Linked DNA regions of Homo sapiens: regions 2 and 3 are each linked to region 1. Evidence: chromatin loops called from intact Hi-C (ENCODE). Cell type or tissue: chondrocyte. All regions are shown on one strand.

The links. Hi-C counts contacts between places; a loop is a spot of excess contacts. Peaks named below come from ENCODE experiments on the same cell type or tissue, not always from the same donor. Only the 100,000 strongest peaks of a DNase experiment are listed, where the experiment ranks them.
Region 2: a loop joins it to region 1, with 2.1 times the contacts of the local background. A loop is called at or near these places in 5 of 110 quality-filtered maps.
Region 3: it touches region 1 in a loop (2.7-fold over the local background); 2 of 110 quality-filtered maps call a loop at or near these places.

The regions. Positions count from the first base shown.
Region 1 is chr1:217,626,960-217,634,959 of GRCh38, forward strand. It overlaps GPATCH2 (G-patch domain containing 2), which reads right to left and starts at 4,131. Exons shown (of 10, transcript NM_018040.5): 1 at 3,957-4,131. The coding sequence starts at 4,012. It overlaps SPATA17 (spermatogenesis associated 17), which reads left to right and starts at 4,385. Exons shown (of 11, transcript NM_138796.4): 1 at 4,385-4,487. The coding sequence starts at 4,420. RefSeq lists enhancers at 4,070-4,139, 4,170-4,409. In chondrocyte, CTCF peaks have their summits at 4,113 and 4,313; DNase peaks (open chromatin) are centred at 3,972 and 4,425.
Region 2 is chr1:217,524,261-217,532,260 of GRCh38, forward strand. All of the region lies in intron 5 of GPATCH2 (G-patch domain containing 2), which reads right to left. Among named protein-coding and RNA genes, the nearest start is that of GPATCH2, 100 kb to the right of the region's middle. In chondrocyte, no CTCF peak of the experiment used is centred here; no DNase peak of the experiment used is centred here.
Region 3 is chr1:218,161,598-218,169,597 of GRCh38, forward strand. LOC105372923 (a long non-coding RNA gene) reads left to right here and starts at 3,460. Exons shown (of 3, transcript XR_001738467.2): 1 at 3,460-3,645; 2 at 5,025-5,132; 3 at 6,731-7,022. In chondrocyte, CTCF peaks have their summits at 3,248 and 3,448; a DNase peak (open chromatin) is centred at 3,824.

The DNA.
Region 1 (8,000 bases):
TAAATAGGAAACACCATTCTCTAGGGAAAAAAAAAAGGCTGGGAGAAAACTACAGAGAACATGAGCTTAGAAATCAAGGCTATGAATTTGGTAGCTAATTCCAGTTATATTCATTAGCTATAGGACATTGGACAAATTACCTATCTTCTGATTCTGTTTATTCATCATAAAAATCTGCATAATTTCTACCTTGAAAAGATTTTTCTGAGGATGAGTGGGTACTTAATGTTCAAGGTAAGTTATTTCATGTTTCAACGACCTCTACCCACAAATAAGAGAAACTGGTCACCAAAAGATCCCAAATAATTCTGCTTTTAAGATATAACCATACTGGGAATCTTGAGGGTATTATAGTTAAAGGCCTTCAATCTTTCTGAGGTCATGAAGCACTCTGAATGTCGGGAAAAGGAAGGCTAGCAGACATATATAAATTGCTGCATACAATTTCAGTAAGTTCATGGACTCCTTGAAGACTCTATGGAGCTAAAAAAAAATTTTAAATCCCAAATTAAAAAAAATTAATGCTATGTATCTGACCTATTTCCACCTTAAAAATATACATATGTAAAGTTAAAAAGATTAAATAATCCTTCCCCGTTAAAACTGGAAAGGAAGCAAAAGCTCCACTAACTTGTATTCAATCACGGGTGCTCCTGGCAGCTTCTACTTTGTCACCTTTGTTACCATAGGAACTTTCAGGAAGTTTTCTTTCCTCTTTACCATGGTTTGCTCAAAATCAAACCGTGAATGGCTTTAAGAAAAAAAAAGTCTAACCCTAGTTTCCAAATTAGTGATTTAATAAGGCAAGCTCATTTATTATTAAATCTGAAGACCATGCTTCTGATTTTTTTGCTACTTCATTTAATGACTTCATGAGTCATTCAAACTTTTCCTTACATTCTAATTGCTTTCAAAATGTAAACTATTAAAAAGCTGCCTATAGGAAATAAAGTCAGTTTAAAACAAAACAAAAAATTTAGAATCTAATAAGTAATTCATTATAGCTCTTGTCAATATGCATATATTCAAATGCATTAGGCAAACAGTAAGTAGGAAATGAGTCTTATTTAATGTTTATATTAACATACAGTAACTGTTCAATAAAAATTTACTGAACATATAACCTGAATTCCTATAACAGGAATGAGAATGAAGACAACTGAATATTAATTAGAAGCATACTGCTTGACACATAACAGATTTTAAAAAATAATCTGCCAGATGAGCAAACCAATGAATGACTAAATGACTGAACAAAAAACAAAAGAAAAACATAATGACTAAAACTTTTAGACAATCCATATTCCAAATTTTCTGCTACATTAACAAGCCAGACACTCTAGGCTTTTAGCTAAGTAAATGTGAAGTTAAGGAAAAATTATCAAAGACAACGTAAAGGCTTCCAGCTTGACATAAATATGGATGCTAAGAAGCTATAACAAATTTAATGAATTACTTGAACAAAATCATACTGTTTATTGCTTTGATTCTTAATTGTTGAAACAAAAACCTGACTCAAACCTGCCAGTATGCAACTAAGTTCAAGACTAACAAACTCCAAAAAACAAGCAATTCAAAAAAATGCACACCATTTACTATGCAGTTTTCTGGATTTCAATAAAATCAAAATACCTAATAGGAATGAAAATGCAGAAACAAAAGTCCAGAGTCAATATAGTTTATTTTAATGGCTTTTTTTTAAGCAAAGCCACATAATAAAGTTAAAAAAAAAAAAAAAAGAATACCATAGTTGAATACAGAAATTATCCACATTTACCCATTTGGTGCCTAAAAATTGAAACAGCAACGTCCACACTGGAGAAGTTGAAAAAGTCAAGATGGGAGCTAAATAAGTCAGAAAATCCAGACTGGTTAACAAATTTGGGCATCTAACTGCTAGGTTACATATTCCTTGAGATATTATATCTCATTCAGACACATAGGCAACATATAAAAGTGGTTAAGAATTTTGGGGGGGTATACTGGAATCATCCTGCAAATATGATACTTAGGCCAGTTACTTAAACCATCTTTGCTTCTGTGTCACCTTATCTAAAATGCAAAGAATGATACACCTACCTCAAAAGATTTACATGAGATGACACATATTTGTAAAACCTGGCACCTAATTAACTGCTTAGTAGCAGTATTCCCAGTGGGACTGGAATTTATTACTGGGATCAAACATACTTATATAGTAAATATCTGTTCAATTAATGAAGAAGAAAATTCCATTAAGAAATCTGGAATTTTTACATTCCAGATAGTCATACAGATAGTCATACAGATAGACTAGAAAATAAAGATCCAGTTTTCTGGAACATATTCATTCTGACAGAACAGGAATGACTTTAGAATTTCATTCAAAAATACTAAGTGCTACCACTTTGTTATACTCTGGTGCCATAAGAAATGGTGAGTTGTATGACAAGCGAGCCTTTAAAGAGAATTGAAGGAGGTTTCTCTCAGTACCTAACCATGATTTTAAAGGTAAAAGAAGTTGAGAGAATCAATCACATTCTGATGTAGTCACCTACCCTACAAATCAATAGCACCCTAGGAAGAGCAGACCAATCTACATAGGACATTTTGTCTCCCTGACTTAACCAAGATAATGAACAGTGAAACATTAAGACAGGTATCCTTGAGAGGGAACTGTGGGGTGATGGACAAATCCATTATCTTGTTTTGTGTGGTGTTTACATAAGTATATGCAATTGCCAAAACTAATAAAATTAAGCCTGTAAAAATTGTGCATTTCATTCTATGCTAGTTATACCATTAAAAACTGGTTCATTTAAAAAATGCTCCCTACTTTTCTCACTGGAAAATGTAATAATTTACAAATAGTATAATCAAATCTATATTCACTATAAAATTAACTACAGGATGATCAGGTCCAACTAGAAATATTTTGGATAAGGTATTCTTTTAACTTTTCAGTGATAGGTGATGGAAAAGCAATTATCTGAGATCACAGACTACTAGAATTCCTCATGTTCTAATTTTTGCAGAATCTAGGAATGAACACGCACCATTTAGCCACATTTCTTTCACCTGTTGGTCAGAACTTTATGTTTGAGGATTTTCAATGGGAAATTGCTTGTTTGTGTCACTGGTTGTCTTATGTTATGTTTGGAGGAAAAGGGCTTGGGAGAAAAACAGGACAGATAATACAGAGTGTTCAACTAGAAATCCCCAAATCAGGATTCTAGCTCTAGGATTAAAATGTACAGGGCAACTTTGGACACGGTACTTGAATTTTCTGTGCTTGTGATATTCTGCTATCACAAGGCTGTCATAGGATAAAGTGTATTAATTTGTGGAAATACTTTGAAAAGTCAAAGCAATATATTATTCTAACATGATACCATAGACATAGTCAAGCCCCAAACTTAATCCTGACAGTTATAGGTTCTTGGAAAGCCCCCATACATATCTCACTTTAACTTGAATAGAATGTTCAAGAGGGTGGAAACAGGTAGGTTACCCTCTCTCTTTAAAAAAGGGGGTGAGAGGGTGATGTGTTTTCCACGATTGAACTTCCAGAACTCTAGATTTCTGGAATTTATCTTCCAAAAGACTTGGTATAATCTGGTAAATATTGAAAGAGGAGTGGGGAATAAGGCCCGGATTAAGATAAATTCTTCCTGTCCCTAGTGTTGTCAACAATCAATGAGGAGATGAATTGCTCCTGGAGTACAGGAAGCTTGACTTCTAAAATATTGTTAAACAAGCAATCAGAAAACATTTACTGTATTCTTTCACAAATCTTTGGCACACACCCAAGAGCTCCCTCAAACTGCGTGCATCCCAGGAATGAGTGAGAGCAAGGCCTAGATGTCTTCAGATCATCCATCACAGCTCCCTCCCGCCTCCATTCCAGGTCCAGCGGAGCGGCCTCGGGCAATCACACCCTTCCCTGACCTCCCCCTCCCCAGGGCCGCCAGCCTCACCAGCTGTTCCCGGCTGCTGGAGCTCCGATCGGTTGGCGCCCGGCGGCCCCGAACATTAACGACACCCGGGAGCCTGGCCTCGAAGCTCAGGCCCGTGAACAGACTCCAACTACAACAGCACCGGCGACTTCCAAAGAGCAGTTCAGCATTTTGAGATGAGCTTCCGGAAGCCGACAGGCGGCGGAAACCGGATGCCCGGAGCAACCATTAGTTCTCCGCGTTTACTGCTTTCCCCTTCCTATAATCCCCTCTTCCTACTCGCAGTAGAGACAGAGACAAATAAATTAAACTTTTGTGCTACACAGAAATTTCTTAATTCTCTTTTTAGTGCTCTTAAAGTCAAAGCAGCATGAGAGAAAAGAGGAGTGAACAAAAAGTCGAACCCCGGGAGTGAGCTATGGTTTAGCCCAGTTACCATGGAGACCGGTAGTAACACCAGTTGTAAACCCAAGGCCAAGAGACCATGGCCACGTTAGCCCGGCTGCAAGCTAGGTCGTCGACTGTAGGAAATCAGTACTACTTTAGGAACAGGTAAGTCAGGAAGAGAAGGATCGCGTAAAGGGCGGGCGTGACTTTATACCAGTTGTTCCTCAGCGGGAGTTTCCAATTAACGATTTAACGATTACCCTAATTCATTAAGTAGTACCCAATTCTTCCCTTAATGGGCTGCAAACATAATTGGGAGTTTCTGTTACCATACAACGAAATTCTAAATAGAGAGGGGCCGTAGATATTCAGTGTGAGATGATTTAAGGAAACTCCCAGCATAGATAAAATTGTAAAGTGCTTTTTTTCTTCGACATCACCACTCTGCAATTTGATGAAACCTATGTTCAATACCCTGACTGGGGGTCACCCTGACTCACTAGCCCAATGAACTCAGATTGTGTCCCATCTACCTAGGGATTTGAGCCTCCGTTATTTTACAAACATCACTAAACTCAATTGTTCTATGACTCATTCGCCTTTTTAAAATGAACGTATCTGCCGGGTGTGGTGGCTCACGCCTGTAATCCCAGCACTTTGGGAGGCCGAGGGGGGCGAATCACCTGAGGCCAGGAGTTCTAGACCAACCAGGACAACATGGTGAAACCCCGTCTCTATTAAAAATACAAAAACTAGCCGGGCATGGTGGCACATGCCTGTCATCCCAGCTAGTCCGGAGGCTGAGGCAGGAGAATCGCTTGAACCTGGGAGGCAGAGGTTGCAGTGACCCGACATTGTACCACTGCACTCCAGCCTGGGTGACAAATTAAGACCCTGTCTCAATAAATAAATAAATAAATATAAATAAAATAAAATAAAATGAAAGTGTCTAAACCATTCTGACACGGTAACTAGTACCAATATATTAATTAATAGATAACGGGTAAGAAAACCACTAGCAGTCTTCTTCATCTCCCTACAGCCAAACTTCTTGCCCAGGAAGAGTTTCATTTTAAAGAAGCATTGCCCCAGGAGTTTTTGTAACTTAAAAGAAACTGCAAAAAAGTGAATTAGACTATTATGGAATACAGTGACATGACAGACCAATGGAAAATATGTCAATGAGATAGGGTCTTGCTGAGCTGCTTTTATTCTAACGTTTATCTCACCTACTACATCATTATTTCACAACGTACCTCTCTTACAGCACTGATCACAATTCAATTTTACATTCTTTTATGAGATAATATCTATCTCCCCTCTTAAACTAGTAGCAGAGACAGTGTCTCTTATTTTGCTCACCATTATTTTTGTCTCCAACGTCTATGATAGCCCCATACAAATAATAGTAACACAATAATTGTTGAAGACTCACATTAATGAATTTTTCAATAAATCTGTAGCCCTGGTTTAAGTAAACATACTAACAATAGCTAAACATAGAAATTATCTATTTATTTAGAGTATGTGGCAGGTGCTGTATTTATGACATATATAAATGAAATAAGCCCCATCCATCATGATGTTCACATCCTTGTATGGAATATAGGCTTTTAAAAAATAATTACAATACTAGCTGGGCTCAGTGGCTCATGCCTGTAATCCCAGCACTTTGGGAGGCAGAGGCAGATGGATCACTTGAGGGCAGAAGTTCCAGACCAGACTGGCCAACATGGCAAAACCCTGTCTCTCCTAAAATTACAAAAATCAGCCAGGCATGGTGGTGCACGCCTGTAGTCCCAGCTACTCTGGAAGCTGAGGCAAGAGAATCAGTTGAACCCAGGAGGCAGAGGTTGTAGTGAGCCGAGATCGCAATACTGCACTCCAGCCTGGGCGACAGAGCAAGACTCTGTCTCAAATAAATAAATAAATAAATAAATAAATAAATAAATAATAACAACAATAGAGTAACATGGACAGAAAGGGAAACAACCAGTATTTTTTGAGGACTGATTATATATGAGGGATTGCACCAGGAACAACTACATATGATATTTCACTTGGTTATCACAATGTTATAAGTTAATGTAGAAATTATCTATTTATTAGATAATCTATATTTTTAGAGCTATAGAACAATGTTCTAGAAAAGCCTGATGAAGTGCCAAACAAACAATTAATTGGCCAGGCACAGTGGCTCAGGCCTGTAATCCCAGCACGTTGGGAGGCCAGGGCAGGCGGATGTCTTGAGGTCAATTATGAATTATCAGAGCCAACTAATCTAACTCTAAAACCTCCGCTGTTCACTGTCACTAAACAAAATTTTCTTCCCATTAAGCTGATTTAATTAAATTGCAACAAGCACCAAGATCCAGAGGTCCAAATGGCTTGAGTGTACTGTCCCAAATCCGTTAACATGTAGGGAACAGAGTTGTGGGAAACAATTTAAAGTCTCCTTGGTTTCTTTCAATGTCTTCTGTTTTCGTAACAAGGTACGGACAAAAAGGCTTCTTCCTAATGGCTAGCATCAGAATAACGCTGAAGCTGAAAGATGACTTGGTTGAGAAAATACATTCCTAAGTGTTTAGGTTAGTATCTGAGTCCTGTGAGGCCTGGAAGTCCAATGTGGAAACGAGAAGCTCCTCTGCCTAACAAAGAGGAAGGATCTGGAACTCCAAGAAGTGAGCAGCAAATACAGGAGGAGATTTTGAACTACAAAGAATAGGAGGAGTGTGGGTTGCCCGACTGACATAATACTCTGGAAAGTTGCTCCCACAGGGAATGTTTGGTGTGTGTTTATGTTTTGGCCAGCCCATCAAAGAGACTGAAAATTTTGTCCTGGACATAAGGTGAACAAAAGATAGTAGGCAGTTGTTGTAACTTCCCAGTGGGTTCACCTTGCCTGTTGCCTAGACAGAGCCAATTTATCAAGACGGCAATTGCAATAAAGAAAGAATAATTCACACAGACCCGGTTGTGTGGGAGACCAGAGTTTTATTGTTACTGAAATCTGTCTCCCTGAGCATTAGGGGATCAGAGTTTTTAAGTATGATTTGATGGGTTAGTGTGAGGCCAGTGAGTCAGGAGGGCTGATTGGTTGGGTCAGAGATGAAATCATAGAGGGTGGAACCTGTCTTCTTGCACTGAGTCAATTCTGGGGTGGGGGCCACAAGGTCAGAGCCAGTTTATCAATCTGGGTGGTGCCAGCTGATCCATCAAGTGCAGCATCTGCAAAATATCTCTAGCACTGATCTTAGGTTTTACAATACTGATATTATCCCCAGGAGCCATTTAGGGAGGGTCAGAATCTTATAGCCTCCAGCTGCGTGACTCCCAAACCATAATTTCTAATCTTTTAACTAATTTGTTATTCCAACAAAGGCAGTCTAGTCCCCAGGCAAGAAGGGGGTTTGCCTTGGGAAAGGCCTATTATCATCTTTGTTTTAAACTATAAACTAAGTTCCTGGCAAAGTTAGTTCAGCCTATGTCAGGAATGAACGAGGACAGCTTGAAGGTTAGAAGCAAGATGGAGTTGGTTAGGTCAGATCTCTTTCACTGTCTCAGTTACAGTTTTCCAGTGGCAGTTCCATTGTCACTTGACAGAGTATTGGCCTTTTTGTTGTTGTTGTTGTTGTTGTTGTTGTTGTTGTTGTTAACTTTCTCTAGTAATTCCTAGCT
Region 2 (8,000 bases), 100 kb before region 1:
GGGGCGGCCGGGCAGAGACGCTCCTCACTTCCTAGATGGGATGGCGGCTGGGAAGAGGCGCTCCTCACTTCCTAGATGGGATGGCGGCTGGGCAGAGACACTCCTCACTTTCCAGACTGAGCAGCCAGGCAGAGGGGCTCCTCACATCCCAGACGATGGGCGGCCAGGCAGAGACGCTCCTCACTTCCCAGACGGGGTGGCGGCCGGGCAGAGGCTGCAATCTCGGCTCTTTAGGAGGCCAAGGCAGGCTGCTGGGAGGTGGATGTTGTAGCGAGCTGAGATCACGCCACTGCACTCCAGCCTCGGCACCATTGAGCACTGAGTGAAGGAGACTCCGTCTGCAATCCCGGCACCTCGGGAGGCCGAGGCTGGCGGATCACTCGCGGTTAGGAGCTGGAGACCAGCCCTGCCAACACAGCGAAACCCCGTCTCCACCCAAAAAATACGAAAACCAGTCAGGCGTGGCAGCGCGCACCTGCAATTGCAGGCACTCGGCAGGCTTAGGCAGGAGAATCAGGCAGGGAGGTTGCAGTGAGCCGAGATGGCAGCAGTACAGTCCAGCTTCGGCTTGGCATCAGAGGGAGACCGGGGAGAGGGGAGAGGGGAGAGGGGAGAGGGGGGAGGGGGGAGGGGGGAGGGGGGAGGGGGGAGGGGGAGGGGGGAGAGGGGAGAGGGGAGAGGGAGATTTCAGTTTTTGCTCAGCAGCTTCCTAATAATAAAAGCTTCTCGTGTGTGGGAAAATTTGGAATTTTTATTTATCTATTTAAATATATAATCATATATTTAATTCACTTCATCCTTTACCCAATCTATTTACCTAAATATACTCTATTAAAAATTATTAGCAAATATATCTAATGATGTCAAAAGGTGACTACATTTATTTTAAGAAGTGATTGTTCTCACATGTAACAATATTCCAGTATATTTCAACCTTCATTTCAGAATTCAGTCCCATTATCTTGCCTGCTCAAAATGGTTCACAGGGTTATCTAGCTGACATATAAGATAACCCTCCATCTCACTAGACACCACTGGGATATGACACACTGACCCACAGTAAGCCCTTATTATTATCCTGAAATACATAGCACATAATGTAGTTCCTGCCAAGGAATTTGTTTATAAAAATCTTTTTTATCTCTCTGGACATTTGAGTCATTCTTTAAAAGTAATGTTCAACTATTTTAAAGAATTTCATACAATGAATAAACATTCTATTTTATGTTTAAAGTCTTCATTCCCATTTCCCACAATTTTACCAAAGGTTAAAAAACAAAACCCACATACATAGAAAATAAAAGCCAGAAAGTATTTTCTCCTTGTTGCTTAGGTTATATAGAGCCTATTATATAAAAGATAAGACTTAAAAGAGATCTCAGTAGTTCATTCCTAGGGAGAATTATGCATATTGAAGCTTAATACATGTAAAATTAATTGTCTTCTTTTTAATTTTTTGGGGGGTAGCAGAAGAGGTCAGAGGGCAATACGGTAGTGAAGATAATGGTGAGACTCAGCAAACATGTTTGAGGACATAACAAATTATTAATATAGCTTTTTGAAAAAAATTCTACATGCACATTTTAAAAATTTATTTAAGAATATAAGCAGACTAGGAAAACTTTTAAGTGCTTGCTTACAAACTACTTAAATTATTTTGGTACTCAAAATCACATGATCAACATTTTGGCAGCTAAAATTTATTTTCTTTCCACATTATTCAACAATGTGTCATATCATCCATTGTGCATACTTTTTGAACTGGGTATTATTTCTACTATTTTTCAAAGTGTTTTCATAAACTAGTCAATTTCTTCTTAACCTGATAGTGGTGTTGCATAAAACCTTAATTTACATCAGGGGAAAAAATTACAGCTGGTTTTTATAATTAAAAGAGCGTTTCTAAGAATCTCAAGGACCAATAGTAATTTATAAGAAAAATGCTGATAGTCTCAACACTTTTAAACTGACAACTTAATATGGTTTATATTTAGCAAACAAAACACTTAAAATATTGTTCTGTACAGGCTGTTCTCCTAAAACAAACATGCAGGCAACCATTCAATCATTCAATCTTACGTGATGCAGTTCAAGACCTTACTATACCATTAATTGCACTAAAAATTTCCATAGCTAAAAAAAAAGTATGTAATCATGATTTGATGGGGGAGGGAAAAAGTACAAAAGTACAACATATTGCAAACTATTCTTTGCGGTATGAATAAATGAGTGAATGAGTTAATTAAAAAGAGGTAAAATATTAGTTAACAAATAGCAGTGTAAGCATAATCTTAGCATATTACATACTCAATAAATGACAACAAAAATCCCAAATAACCTAAAACTTTTAACATTTTTTGGCCAATATCTATTCTAAGTAAATAATCACAGTCAGACTGTCATATTTTTGAAATACTTATTAGCTTTACCTTGATAGAAGTAAATGTCTATCCCAAATCTGGTTGTTTATAGCAGGGAACCCCAACCACACACAGCAGGAGGTGAGCAACAGACGAGCAAGCAAAGCTTCATCTGTATTCACAGCTGCTCCTCACTGCTCATATTACCACCTGAGCTCTGCTTCCTGAGAGATCAGTGGTGGCATTTAATTCTCACAGGAGTGTGATCCCAATTGTGAATTGTGCCTGCAAGGCATCAAGGTTGTGTGTTCCTTATGAGAATCTAATGCCTGATGATCTGTCACTGTGTCCCCATCAGCCCCAGATGGGACTGTTTAGTTTCAGGAAAACAAGCTGAGTGCTCCCACTACCTCTACATTATGGTGAGTTGTAGAATTATTTCATTATGTATTACAATGTAATAATGATATAATTATTTCATTATGTATTACAATGTAATAATGATATAATTATTTCATTATGTATTACAATGCATTAATAATAGAAATACAGTGCATGATAAATGTAATGTGCTTGAATCATCCCCAAACCATCCCCCTACCCCCAGTCTGTGGAAAAATTGTCTTCCAGGAAACCAGTCTCTGGTGTCAAAAAGGTTGGAAAGCACTGGTTTATAAAGTCGGTCAGGTAGCCAGAGATAACTCACTTCCTGTGAGGTGAGTTCTGGACAATAAGAGGTATGTATAGTCACCAGGTGAAGCTTCTAAGGAAAGTTCTTTAAGTGACTGACTCAGTTGGCATGTGCCTTGTGCCCTTCTTTGTACTTCATGGTGCCTGGGATACGGCCAATAACATCCATTTTTTTTTTTTTTTTGACTAGGAGTTAAAGACCAAAAGAATCAAAGGTTTCCACCATGGCATCTTTTATCTGGATAACCAAGCCACTACGTGCCTTTCTATGTCAGGAGGGAAACAAACAAAACAAAACAAAACAAAACAAAACCCTCTCTTGTTCGAGCCACCATTATTTGGATACTTTATTATGTACACCAAGCTCAATCCCTAATTTTAATAATAATGAAGCCAATTATATCTATTAAATTCTACATTTAGTCCTAGAAAACAACAAGTCATTTGGTGGACCAGGAATTCACTAATAAGAGAGGAGATAGTGAACAACTACTTCATATGTCCAGCACTCAGGTGCTACATGGAAGATTCTAATGAATTGCACAATATCAACCCTACTAGCTAATATGTTGCAGACTTAAAACATAAAACTATATAAAGATTAAACAACTACTAAACTGTGTTCATTTAGTTATAACTGCAACGGAAGTTAAAAAAAATCATTAAAGCCCAAATTAGCAAATGTGGGTTTTGGAGGAGATGAGACTTATGCTGAGTGTTAGAGCTGGCTAGGATCTAAGCCAATGGAAGGAGGGGTGACTGTATGCATAAACAAGTTATGAATCAAAAGGGTATATATATTGGAAATGAGGAAATAAACCTGACTAGAAGTTCATGGAAAATAATGGTTGGATAGGCAACAAAGGTTCAGAAATCTAAGAATATTGTTCATCCTGTAAAATAATCTCTATGTTCAAGTCTTTAAAAATTAAGCCAGATTTTCATGACTAATTGACATCATCAGACTCTGTTAAGGGTAGCCAAGTAAAAATAACTAAAAAGACACAAACAAGATAACGTTTTCATGTATTAAATTTCCATATTTTTGCCTTTACTTCCTCGTTGCTTTCTAGATCCTGTATCAAGAGCTTGAAGATACATAGTTTCTTCTACACACAGCAGGATGAGGCAAATCCTTCTGCCTACGATGACTAGGACCTGAGGCATCCTGCCCTTTCTTGCTCCTTGGTGAATGAAAAGGAGAACTAAGGCTGAAGTAGGAGGAGTAAGTCAGAAACCAACATTCTAATGATCTCCATGCCTCTTGCATAAAGTAAGGTGGAAGGTCAGAGAAGCATGGGGGGACTGAGGGATGTCTGTTCCCTGAGGTACAGTCAGGGAGGTAACATGTCTAGAAGAGGTGCCACATTTGAACTGGCACCTTGTCCAACAGGGCACAGAGGTAAAAATGCTGCATTTGTGGAAGGAGGAGGCCAGACAGATAGCCTGAGAGAATGCTGTTGGTTCCCCAAGGTCTGAGTGTGAGACAGGTGATCCAGGAGTTCCTGTACCCTCTTGAGGGGACCAGGGTGAGGACTGTCTTGGGATTCAAGAAAGCAAAGGGACTTGAAGATCCGAGGCAAATGGCTGGAATCTGTGGGCTTCAGTAATGAATACCAGAATAATACCCCCAAAGGCCAAATGGAACCAGACTCACAGAAGTGAATGTGGTGCCAGTGTTCAGTCCAGACCAGCTAGAGGTCAGCAAGGCAAAGAACAGTGATTGGACAGACAGATGATGCATGGATCTGAGGTAAAAGATTCCCCTATAATTACCCCCAGGACACATAAGCTCTGTAGTGCCACCATGGAGAGAATCAGATGGAGACAGAGGAGAACTGCAAGAACAAGCATTTGTTAAAAAGGGGCTGAGTTACCCAAATAAATAGTTTATACAGAGATAACTGTAACTGGAAAATCTTTTTCACTTCCTGCCATGGTTTGGATATGGTTTGTTTTGTCCCCACCAAAACTTATGTTGAAATTTGGTCCCTGGCATAATGGTATTGGGAGGTGGGGCCTAGTTGGAGGCATTTGGGTCATGGGATCCCTCAAGAATGGTTTGGTTCCCTCTGCATGGTAGTGAGTTCTCCTGCTGGAAGACTGGATTAATTCTTGTAGAAATGGATTAGTTCCCTCCAGAGTGGGTTGTTATAAAGCCAGGACATCGCTCAGGTTTTTCTCTTCACACATGTCTGTTTCCCCTTTGACCTTCTCCTCCATGTTATGAGGCAGAATAAGAGCCCTCACCAGAAGACAGTGCGGTACCCTTGAAATTCTCAGCATGCACAACTGTGAGCTAAATAAACCTCTTTTCTTTATAAATTATTCAGTCTTGGGTATTTTGTTATAGCAACACAAAACAGACTAAGATGATTCCCAGATTCCTGTTCCTCCACCAATGTACTTCTTTCCCAATTTCCCCACACCCGGCACTAACAGTCAGAAGCTCATGAGAAATAACAAATGTAGTAAATAAAGAAGGTATATTTTATCTCGCCCAAGAGTTAACTTTTTGCTCTCCACACTTACAAACTGACATCAACTCTTTAGAACATACTCATGAATAGAGGAATTATCTTTACAAATTAGAATAGATAAAAATCTTCCAATGTATCCACAAGTAGTAAAGTACTAAATACTAGTTTAAGCTTTTTCACTGTTTCATAGTAAAAAAATACAATGTAATGTATGTCATGCTTTTCAATCTACAGGTTACAAAATCAACAGTGACAAAGACATAACCTTTGTGGTAAGTCTAGAAAACAAAGTAATATGGAGTCCTAGCAGTAATTCTTGTTATCCAATGCAGTGATCACAATGAAATATGCTATCCACCAAGTTTAACAAAATAAACTGAAATTTGTGGATTTCATCATTTTTTCCCCTCCAGTATAAAGTAGTTCTTAATAATGGAAGAGCACAGAGATGAAAACTGGGCTATGGAGCCAGACTGCCTGGGTCCAAATACTAACTTCTCCATGTTTCAGTGTTATGACTGTCTCAATTGCTTCATCTACAAAATGGGGGTGGATAATAGTACCTATTTCATTGCTTTATTACAAAAATTAAAGAGATCATTTGTAAAGCACATAGATCAGTGTGTATTAGCTATTATTATTTGTATTAATTGTTTCACAGTCTAATGCAAAGTACAATCTCAATAATAAGATGACAATAAATGTTACAGTAGATGCTAGCAAGAATAAGGAGTTTTGTAGGGTTGGTGGGACTGGGAGCAAGGAGGGTGTGTACACAGAAAAATCATGCCATCAAAGATGTTTATTTATTGGGGCCATCACCACTTCTTTCAGTGAATTAACTGAAAATAAAAATCAAATGAATAATTTTTTTCTCGTGATTGTATCAGAAGTGCAGATACATATTTAGTTTACAAAACACTCAATGTTTAAAAATAGTTACTTAAAGCCTGTGGTACTTAGTCTAAATTATAAAACTTAATTCAATAATTTCCACAAAGACATTATTAGTGACTGTATAGGCTGATAATTCTGATGCTTTTCAATTAGTGTAAAGGTCATGAGTTAAAATAAAACACAGAAGTATTTTAGCTATAATAATCGTCTCTAAATTGAATGTTTTACAGCTGATTTGCTTTTCTTGGCCAATTCTAAGGGCCTGAAAACCTGAAGAGGCAGACCAGTTGAATACATGGTATTCAGTTGTTGGAAGAAATAAAGGGAACGCACCTCCTCCCAAGCCCAGTTACACAAACACACACACACACACACACACACACACTTTATTTAATTTTATACAAAATAACGATGCAGAACCTTGAAGGCTTCTCTGATCACACAAAACAGAAGTAATTTCTTTATCCAACTTTAATTCCTATATGTCTCTGTATCTTTCTTATATCACTTAACAGATTATCTGCCTCATGTTAGAATTACACATATGTTTGTCTTCTCTATAATAATATGTTTCTCAAAAGCAGAGGCTATGTCTTATTTACTATTGTATTGCCACCAGGATCTGGCACATTTGCCTACAGTGAAACATGTGCTGAATTAGTCAAAAGCACAAATATTTTTCATGAGAGCTGATTAGCATTTTACAATAGTCATAAAAATTCAGACTATACCTCAAGTAATTCACAAACAGGTTAAATACTGTAGTCTTTCAAAAATCTGGATATGGTGTTTTTGAAGGCACACTGCCATCTGCATAATTAAAACCATTCTAATACCTATCTCATGAAATAGTACACAAAAAAAATAGTAGACAATACAAAGAGAATCAACTGACTACAGGCATATAATTTACTCAGTGCTTTGCATAAAGAGTGGTTCATAATTTTTAAAATATAGAAAATGAAAGAGATGCTCATTACTATCATTAATGAACACCTAAAACATTTTTGACAAGTTGGTGAAAACAGAGGAAAAAAGAATACAAGAAAAAAGAAAAATTGCTGAATTATCTTCCTGGGTAGCACACTGTTAAGAAATTTGATGACAGAAAGGATGCTGTCAAGCACTAGCATATACTCTGAGAACATGGCAGGATATATCATATGTGCTTACAAACCATTCTAGAAGCTACCTACAAAGCAAGAGGAGCATGTATGCATCAATATAATTAAGAAACTGGAAATCACCAATTATTTCTTGAATTGTTTCACAGTATTAACTATGAGTTCTGTGGACATTAAACCACACCATGGAATCTGAAAAAATAGGATACTGTCTATCATAGTCAGTCTGTGAAACATGGACATAATGTCACTACAACCCAACTCCGCTGGACCGGTACACAAACAGAATCCCAAGTAGCACACTCCACTGGGCTGTGAGCAACTCCAAGTGCAGGGGTACTGTTTTATTCTTTTGTCCTCTGTGATTAACCCAGTATGTACTCAGTAAATAGCATCCATTATTATTGATTTCAACAAACGATGATTGAGCACTTCCTAGGTGGCAGAAA
Region 3 (8,000 bases), 530 kb after region 1:
GTCCCTTTTCATTCTAATTCTTATAAAAAAGAGAAAATGGCAATATGAATTACCTTTTATTAATGTTTCTTTATAAATGCTACTTATATAAACATTTACTCCAAATGATTATGTGGACGCTCAGAATTTTAAATTGTTGTATTTTCCAGATCATTGCTGTAATAGGGAAAATACGAAAAACCAAAAATGCCTTGTAGATTGTAGGTCTGTTTTCTAGGAAGCTAAAATGTTTAATCCTTCTTTTCTTTGGGTGTAATTTGTCAGTTTAAGAAAAATAAAGGATAATTTGATGTTTGGTAACAATTTAGTTGGCAAATTTCTCAGAGAAATGTAGTAGCATTTGCTGCAATTATAAAATGGAGATGTGTTGATAGAATGCTCTGGTGTCAAAAAAATTGGGAACATTTTAAAGGCCATTTCATTTCCCACTCCTATCATTTTAAACAATCTATCAGGCTGTATGTAAAAACCACAAGGAAAAATATTAAAGCATTGCAGTGGGTGCATGAACATCTGTGGATATCATTGAAAGCCACTTAATAATCCCAATGAAAGAAGTTTTACATCTTAAAATCTGAGACCTCCTTATGCAAATCATTTTGCCTTTAGCCATTTCAAAAAGAAATGAAGGACCTAGAGGATTTTACAGTTTTACATAACACTGGTGAGATGGTTGCCAACTTTGATCTTACATTAATTAGTTAAGATCTTGACTGATCATAGCAACAGCTAACTCAAAAATCTGGTCCTCAGCTAAAATGAAAAATAGCCACAATCTAACACGATAAATATTTCTGCTTTATTTTGTATTGTATTCTGTATGTTTAGTGTATTATTGAATGACAATAACAAAACAAAATTTGTCGTGTAGTAAAGTGCTTTGCAATGATGTAAGTGCATTTTTTAGCCTTGTTATATAGAAATCAATCTCAATATGGGTATAAACCAAAAATGTTTTGGTTTTCTTCTGTTTAAAGACTAAGATTTAAGGAAATAACTCTACATACTTAATGTAATTATGGGAAATTAGGTTGTGGGTGTACTTCTGTAACATATCAACTCTAAATGAAATGAAATCTATTGCGTTACCATTGGCTGTTTTGTTTTTCCCAGAATGAAGTTGTCTCTAAGATAAAGCTTAAAGATATAGTTAACTTTTAGAAAATATGACCTTTCTATTATATATGAGAAACTAAAATTTAAAACTCACTAAACAGCCAATCCCTGCAAAGCATTTCCTTTTCCCTACAGGTAGTATGAAATGGAGCCCAAATGACAGGACCCCATCTGAGCCTCCCCAGCTCCCCTGGTCTGCACAAACCCACTCTATCAATCATGGCAGGATAATGCATAGAGGCTGCACCTGTGACAGGAAATGATTGAGTGCTGAACACAGGGCCTGCTTCGCCTGTCGCTTTGTGCATTTGTATTTCTCCAGGGCCGGTCTGAGAATTTTCAGAACTTGGGGGCAGGAGATGAGGGATTCCTATTGTATTTTGAAAAAGAAGGAATAATGCATTTTAATTATCAAGACATAACACAAAAGAGAAATTAGGCAGTAAAATGCCCTGGTCCACTCAGGTGTGTGAGAGCATCCGGGTAGCACAGGATGCAATATTATTAAGCTGTAATTTAGTTTAGATAAGCAGAGGATGCTGAGCATGGCTATTCTTTTGGAGATGCCTGATTCTCTAGTCGCAAAACAGACATTTGTTCCTTTATGATCACACACACACAAAGAACAAAAGGTCCAGGCTCACCTATTGTCCACAAAGACTGTAGAACCTACCTAACTTATTTGAGGACAGCAGCGAAAAAAAATACTTTTTAATTTTCTAAGTTCTTCCTGATGTTTTTTGGAAACCTCTGTTTTACTATGACGATCTAGTTATTTACATGGTTTGAGGTAGTGCCATAATCTGTTTTTAAGACATTGTAACTGTAGTGTAGTTTTAAATAATTTTCTGCTGATTCAGCCACTTACCGAAAATATATGTGGTGAAACCATGAAGTTTCTATTTTACAGTAGTCAATATTTTATTCGAGTTAATCCTTCTGCGTAGGATATATTTTTCCATTACACCAGTAAAAATATTGATAACATATTTTATTGTGCACTTTGTTCACATAATTCGAGTCTGCGTTTCTAAAATGACTAATTACTTTTATTTAAAAAATAACATTATCTATTAAAGAATGGTGACAGTAGGGACTAAACAAAAAGTAAAAACTCCAAAACTCTCCCCACCTAGGGTGTGGGGTCGGGGGAGGGAACGGTAACAATAAAAACAACATCTGAATATGTAAACTCAGTTTCTCGGGTTAGAATTTGCATTTTTGTCAGAACCAGAATTCACTGTACAGGACATCATCACATGCTCAGACTTCTAAAACATTTCGTGGAAGAGAGTAGACTGTTTACCGGATGCCCTTCTATTTTTGCCGTGCAGGATTAGTACCTTCTACTTCCTTAAATGTAGGCAAATAAAATTACGGAGAAATAAAATGACTGCAGCCTTTGAGCGCTGGTTTGTCCTAGGACAATCGGATTTCACCGGGTAACGTATATGCAAACAGACACGTCCCGTTTATTTCATTGTTTGCACTGCGGAGACTCTCCGCCGCTCTCCACGCCTTTGTTGACCTACCGCCAGCAAAGTTGTGTGGTTATAAATAGATAGAGGCAGCTGATTAAGAAGCGGGGGGAGTGACTTTCTCTGGGCTCTTACGGATCAATCACCGCTAAGGGGATGCAGGTTGAGGGGAAGGAAGAAAGTAAATCGCGGGGCAGTTTGACTAAGTGAAACCCAATTCCTTCGCCCCAAAGCTGTGGTGGCCAGACGTGCGCGACCCTCTAGACCCAAAACAGTTTTAGTCAGCAACGGGTCATCAGCAGGACCGAGAAGACTGGGTGGGAGGTCTGGCCGGTCCGAAATAGGGAAGAGGTGCGGGCTCATCACCGAGGCGGTAGGGCTCGGCTTATGGTCTAGAGCCTTGAGGCGCTCCCGCGTGAGCCCCGCTGCTTCCAGTCCGCCCTCGCCTGGCCCGGCGCGGGTCGCTCCCTCCTCCCCGTCCTGTTCCGCACTTTACCCAGCAGGGGTCCCAGGTCGAGCAGGGCCAACCCTGCTCGCGCAGCGCCGGACCCCTCCCCGCTGCCCGGGGTGCGGCGGCTTCCCTCCGCCCAAACGGGGGGTGTCTCCTCCATCACCCCTGCCGCGGCTTCCCAGTCGGAGTCGCGCTGCGGGGCGAGGGAGGCTCGCTCCTCCGCGGCCGGGGCCTGGGGGTGCCAGTGCGCCCCCGAGTGAGCGGGTAGGGAAGCCGAAGAGCCGCCGACCCGCTGCGCGCCCTCCAGTCCCGGGCGGCGCCGGGACCCAGAGCGGCCCCAGCCCGCGCCCCAGCGGGGACGCGAACGGCGTCTCGGGACGGCACCTCGCCGGGGCCTTGCCCTGTCCCGCCGCGTCGCGGCCTCTCCGCACCCCACGTCCCGGGAGCCGACCGGGAGACTCTCACGGCGGAGTTCCACAGACCTCGTTAGGTTAAAGGAACCTCGCCTTGCCCCCCACTAATCGGCTAGAGAGGGAGGCCGGCGAAACAAAAGCCGTAGAGGAAAATTAAGCGACTTCCCCCTCGGCGGGGAACTTGGAGGTGGGGGAGCGGGGAGCGGCGCGGGGCGCAAGGAGAAGGAAGTGCTGAGCTGGGTTGCCGACGAACCCCGGGCAGGGGGAGGTGGGGGGCTGCGGCAGAAGAAAGACAAACATCTGGGGATCGGACCATATGCCGGAGCTTTGTCTTGTCCTTCAAAGTTCGGCTGCCCTTGAAGTGATTTGTCAGGCGGCCCACGGGTGACAGGGAGGATGTGCAGCGGGGAGCGGGGGCGGGACATGCCGGGGGGAGCGGAGAGGGCTAGAAGAGAGGGGAGGAAGGGGGGACGCCAACAAGAGGGGGAGCAAAGTGACCCCGCCGCCCGAGGAACGGTAGAAACCGGGATCGCGGAGGTGCGAGCCCGAGCCCGGGAGCGGAGCGCTTCCCGGGGAGACGCCAAGACGGCGAGAAAGGAGGAGCGGGAACGCAGAGGTTAAGCGGAGGGAAGGCCGAGGAGAAACAGCCAGAGGACGGGAAGGAGGAAATAGACGGGGAGAAGAAACTGAAGATTAGTCGTTGAGGTGTATTAAGAAAGAGGACATGTCGCCTATTTTAGGAAAAGTGGCTTTGAGCTCCCCCCGCACCCCCACCATTTTTTCTTTCTCTTTTGCCCGCCAACCGCTGAACTGATTAGACTGTAATTAAGGCCATAAAGCCCTCAGATTATACACCTGTTTATTCACTGAAGTCGGGGTCTCATCAAGCAAATTAGCTGCTTGCAGGCTACACATTGGGCCTCGAGCTTGCCTGATTAATGAAGTTTATTGGGAGCTGTTAAAAGCATTAACTGGAGAAAATCTCAGCAATTCGTCATATTTAAGGGATGAAAATTAAATCTTGCTATGCAAATGAGAAAAAAATTTTAAACCATCTTTGGGGGGTTACTGTCTGCATATTATTTTGCTTTAAAATTCTGTTCAGGAAATAGGAATTAACATGAAATATTATTTGCCCTTAAAGTTATCAAAAATATTGAATCGCACCTTATGTGGCATTGTGGGGAGAGAAAAAGAAAACATAAGGAAATTCCCATATAGTCCGTTTCCCAGTGCAAAGAATTTTCTAAGACACCTAATCACAAAGCCAACTTTCACGAGAAACCCAGTTTTTAAAATTAATGTATCCAGTTACAGAATGAGATTTGGGAGTAGTCCTTCAAGGGGTTTAATGTTTGATGGTGGGTGGGGGGGACGATGAAATCAGCAGAGAGAGGAGGGGAGTTCATGTAAGTGCCCTGGATAAGGAGCACGTGTGAGAATGGCAGAAAAGCAGTAGAGTGGCAAGAAAAAGTATCCAAAATGAATCAATACTCTCATAAACTGGCTGTAGAAAATGTTTCTGTACAGTGTTTTTTACTGTAACCACTATGGTTCTTTGGACAGGTCGGGGAAGGTGTGATTATGAAAATAAACAAGGGAAGTGAGGGAAATATAACCAAGTGGAAAAAGGAAATGGAGTGCAAATTGAGAACATAATCCAGAATTCGTAAAGTATGTATTTACTTTAGGTGCTGCTTGGTAATATTGCCACACAAATGTTTATTAATGGTTGCAATTATATAAGTGACGGGAGAGTGATTTCAGTACATTCATTATGCTTGAAAAAGGGGGGAATCTCTTTTCTACAAGAGTAACAAGAGTACATATATAAATGCCTTCTGTTTCAACAAAATATTGAAAATAAAAACGTAGTGAATAAATTATTTTAGTTAACGAAAAGCTTATTGTAATGCCAGTCTTTCCAGATTTATTTTTAAGTCTTTTCTATTATTTTTTCTAAGGACATTTTAGATATCAGTGGAGTTTGAAATGTCTGACTGATATTTGTTTCAGGACAGTGTATGTTTTATAATTTCAGTAAGATATATAAAATAGAGTATATGAAATAGAAACTCTGAGACAAAAGAGAGCGGCATAACTAATAGAAAATTAGGTAATTTTAAAGAAAATTTATCTCATAATATTCACCTCTAATGGATTCGGTTTTAAAGTATTTTATAGATCTTTATAGTTATTCTCACTAATATTGTACTTCAAAATTGATTTTCTGGTTAATTTTAAATTTTTTATTTTAAAAAACTTAAAGCATTGAGATTTACTAATTTATCTTCCCTGAATGAAGTTACTTATAGTTGGCTAAAGAAAGTCACAGTAATCATTCATATTAATATTTCTATTTTAAAGGTTCGAAAAAACTTTCAAATTTATACATTTCTCCCCTTTGGTGTGGGTATAATACAACTTTGTGAAACTAAAATTTGTAAATTTAAAGTCTAGAAAACCTAACACCACCACTTACAAACATAGATAACCTTGAAAAATAGTCGTTTGTCTTAATCTTTAAAATTCTTTAAATTATTTATTATCTCCTAAAAACTTCAATACATTCTAAATTTGAAACACAAATTCCCTTTTGTTTCTACAAATATTAGGTACTAATTATAAAATGATTATTTTAAACAAAGGAACTGTAAACATTTTTATTTTAATATTGGAAATAAAAAATCATCTAAAATATAGTTATTGGTAAGGATGAACAATTCTTGATACGTGCATCTGATACTATTCCTTGGATTATTAGAACACAGTTTTCACTAAACTAACTATTAAAGGGTTATTCAGTAAAAGGAACACATATGTAAATTAAATACATTTTTGCTCAAGCAATACAAGTTTTGAAAAGAACAGTTCTTCCTATAATTTTGAAGTAACTTGAAGAACAACAGTTATCCTTTGTGCTGAAATCAGTCGTTTCTCAGGACTTGACTTTACTTTTAATATTTAATTTAAACATATAAGTGGGAGAATAGAGATGAGTAAATTATCTGAGGGTATTTTAAAAATACATTTTGCGTAAATACATTTTAAAATATTTCATATCTCACATTTTTAAGATTAGAACATTTTAAAATGATCCTATGCTGATCTTAGGATACTTGTCACTGTGGTATCCAGTGTCTAACGGTTCATTTAAAATATGGATATTTTTGTACAAAGATAATTTGCCTTTAGAGTGTACAGTCATACAGCGTGGGCTTCTGAGCTACTAATGGGTATCTGTTATTGTCATTTGTATTTCTGATCTCTAGAGTGGTATGGATAAAGAAGGTCAAAATGGTCTCTGATGAAAAGAAACTTTTAAAATGCTTGGAAAAGTTAATGAATTAGATTTCCCTGCACTTGAAGATATTAGGATTGGGAGATCAAGACTCCCATCAGCCAAATCAAGAATATTCACAATTGACAGGAAAACTCAAAGTTTCTTTTTCCCCACCAGAGAAATGTCTCCCACCCCCATAGCTAAACAGTGGTAAGTCATAGAAATGATTATATTAGCTTAAAGAGAATGTTTCCTAAGCAATAAACTTCAAGTGCACACAACCTAGTTTTTATTTTATTTATTTCATGTAGTTTGTCATAAGTGCTTGAAAATACTTCTTGCAAAAATGTCCTTTTTAACTTTATAAAACTTGTTTTCTGCTGTGGATAAAATTACTATGTGATAAACTATAGTTTTTTTTTAAAGTCTTTGCAGCAATAATGAAAGTTCAATGAAAAGAACATAACTAGAAGCGATGTGCAACACCCCTTTATTTTTAAATAGCCTTTAAATGATTTACGAAATAAAAATGCTAGTTCAGTTTCCCTTAAATAACCAGTATTTCACCAAATATTTTCTGCGTTCTTAAATGTTCAAAATATTAGCATATAAAAATAATTCTCTCTATGTGTTCTTTAAGACCCACTGCATTTTTATCAAAGCCTTCAAAAAAATGCAGTGTTCTAAGACATAGTTTAATATGATCAGTTGGTTTTAAAAATGTATTCTTTAATTTTTATGGAACAGTATATGAAATAAAGAAATATGGCATATACCTTTGAAGATGAGTCAGGATTTCAATAATATTTAGTAGGTATCCTTAATATACTACATTTCATATTTTGGGTTCTTAGAACTGAGAGCTTCTTTGTAGAAGCTGACTTAAATATTAGAATTTATAGTTCAAACCTGTGTTTTGGTTATTTTAATACAGTAAAATTATTAATGGAAAAATAGGTGCATGAAGTTAATAGTTGACAACAGTGTCATTCTCAACCATGCAAATATTGCTCAAAATGAAATACGTTTTATTGTATATTTCCAGGGCAGCCTTTTGAGTCTAGAAAGGTCAGTAACAGGATTTTATTTTGATACATGATATGACCTAATTATTTCACATGTTGCAGAAATCCGAAGTGGGTAGAGCGTGCCTTTTTTTTTTCTTTGAGGTAAGTCTAAATTGCAACAGCTAAAATGCCTTCCTATAACTGTAATGAGATCAGTGGGTTTCAAGTATGGAATGAATCAATTATTGTAAG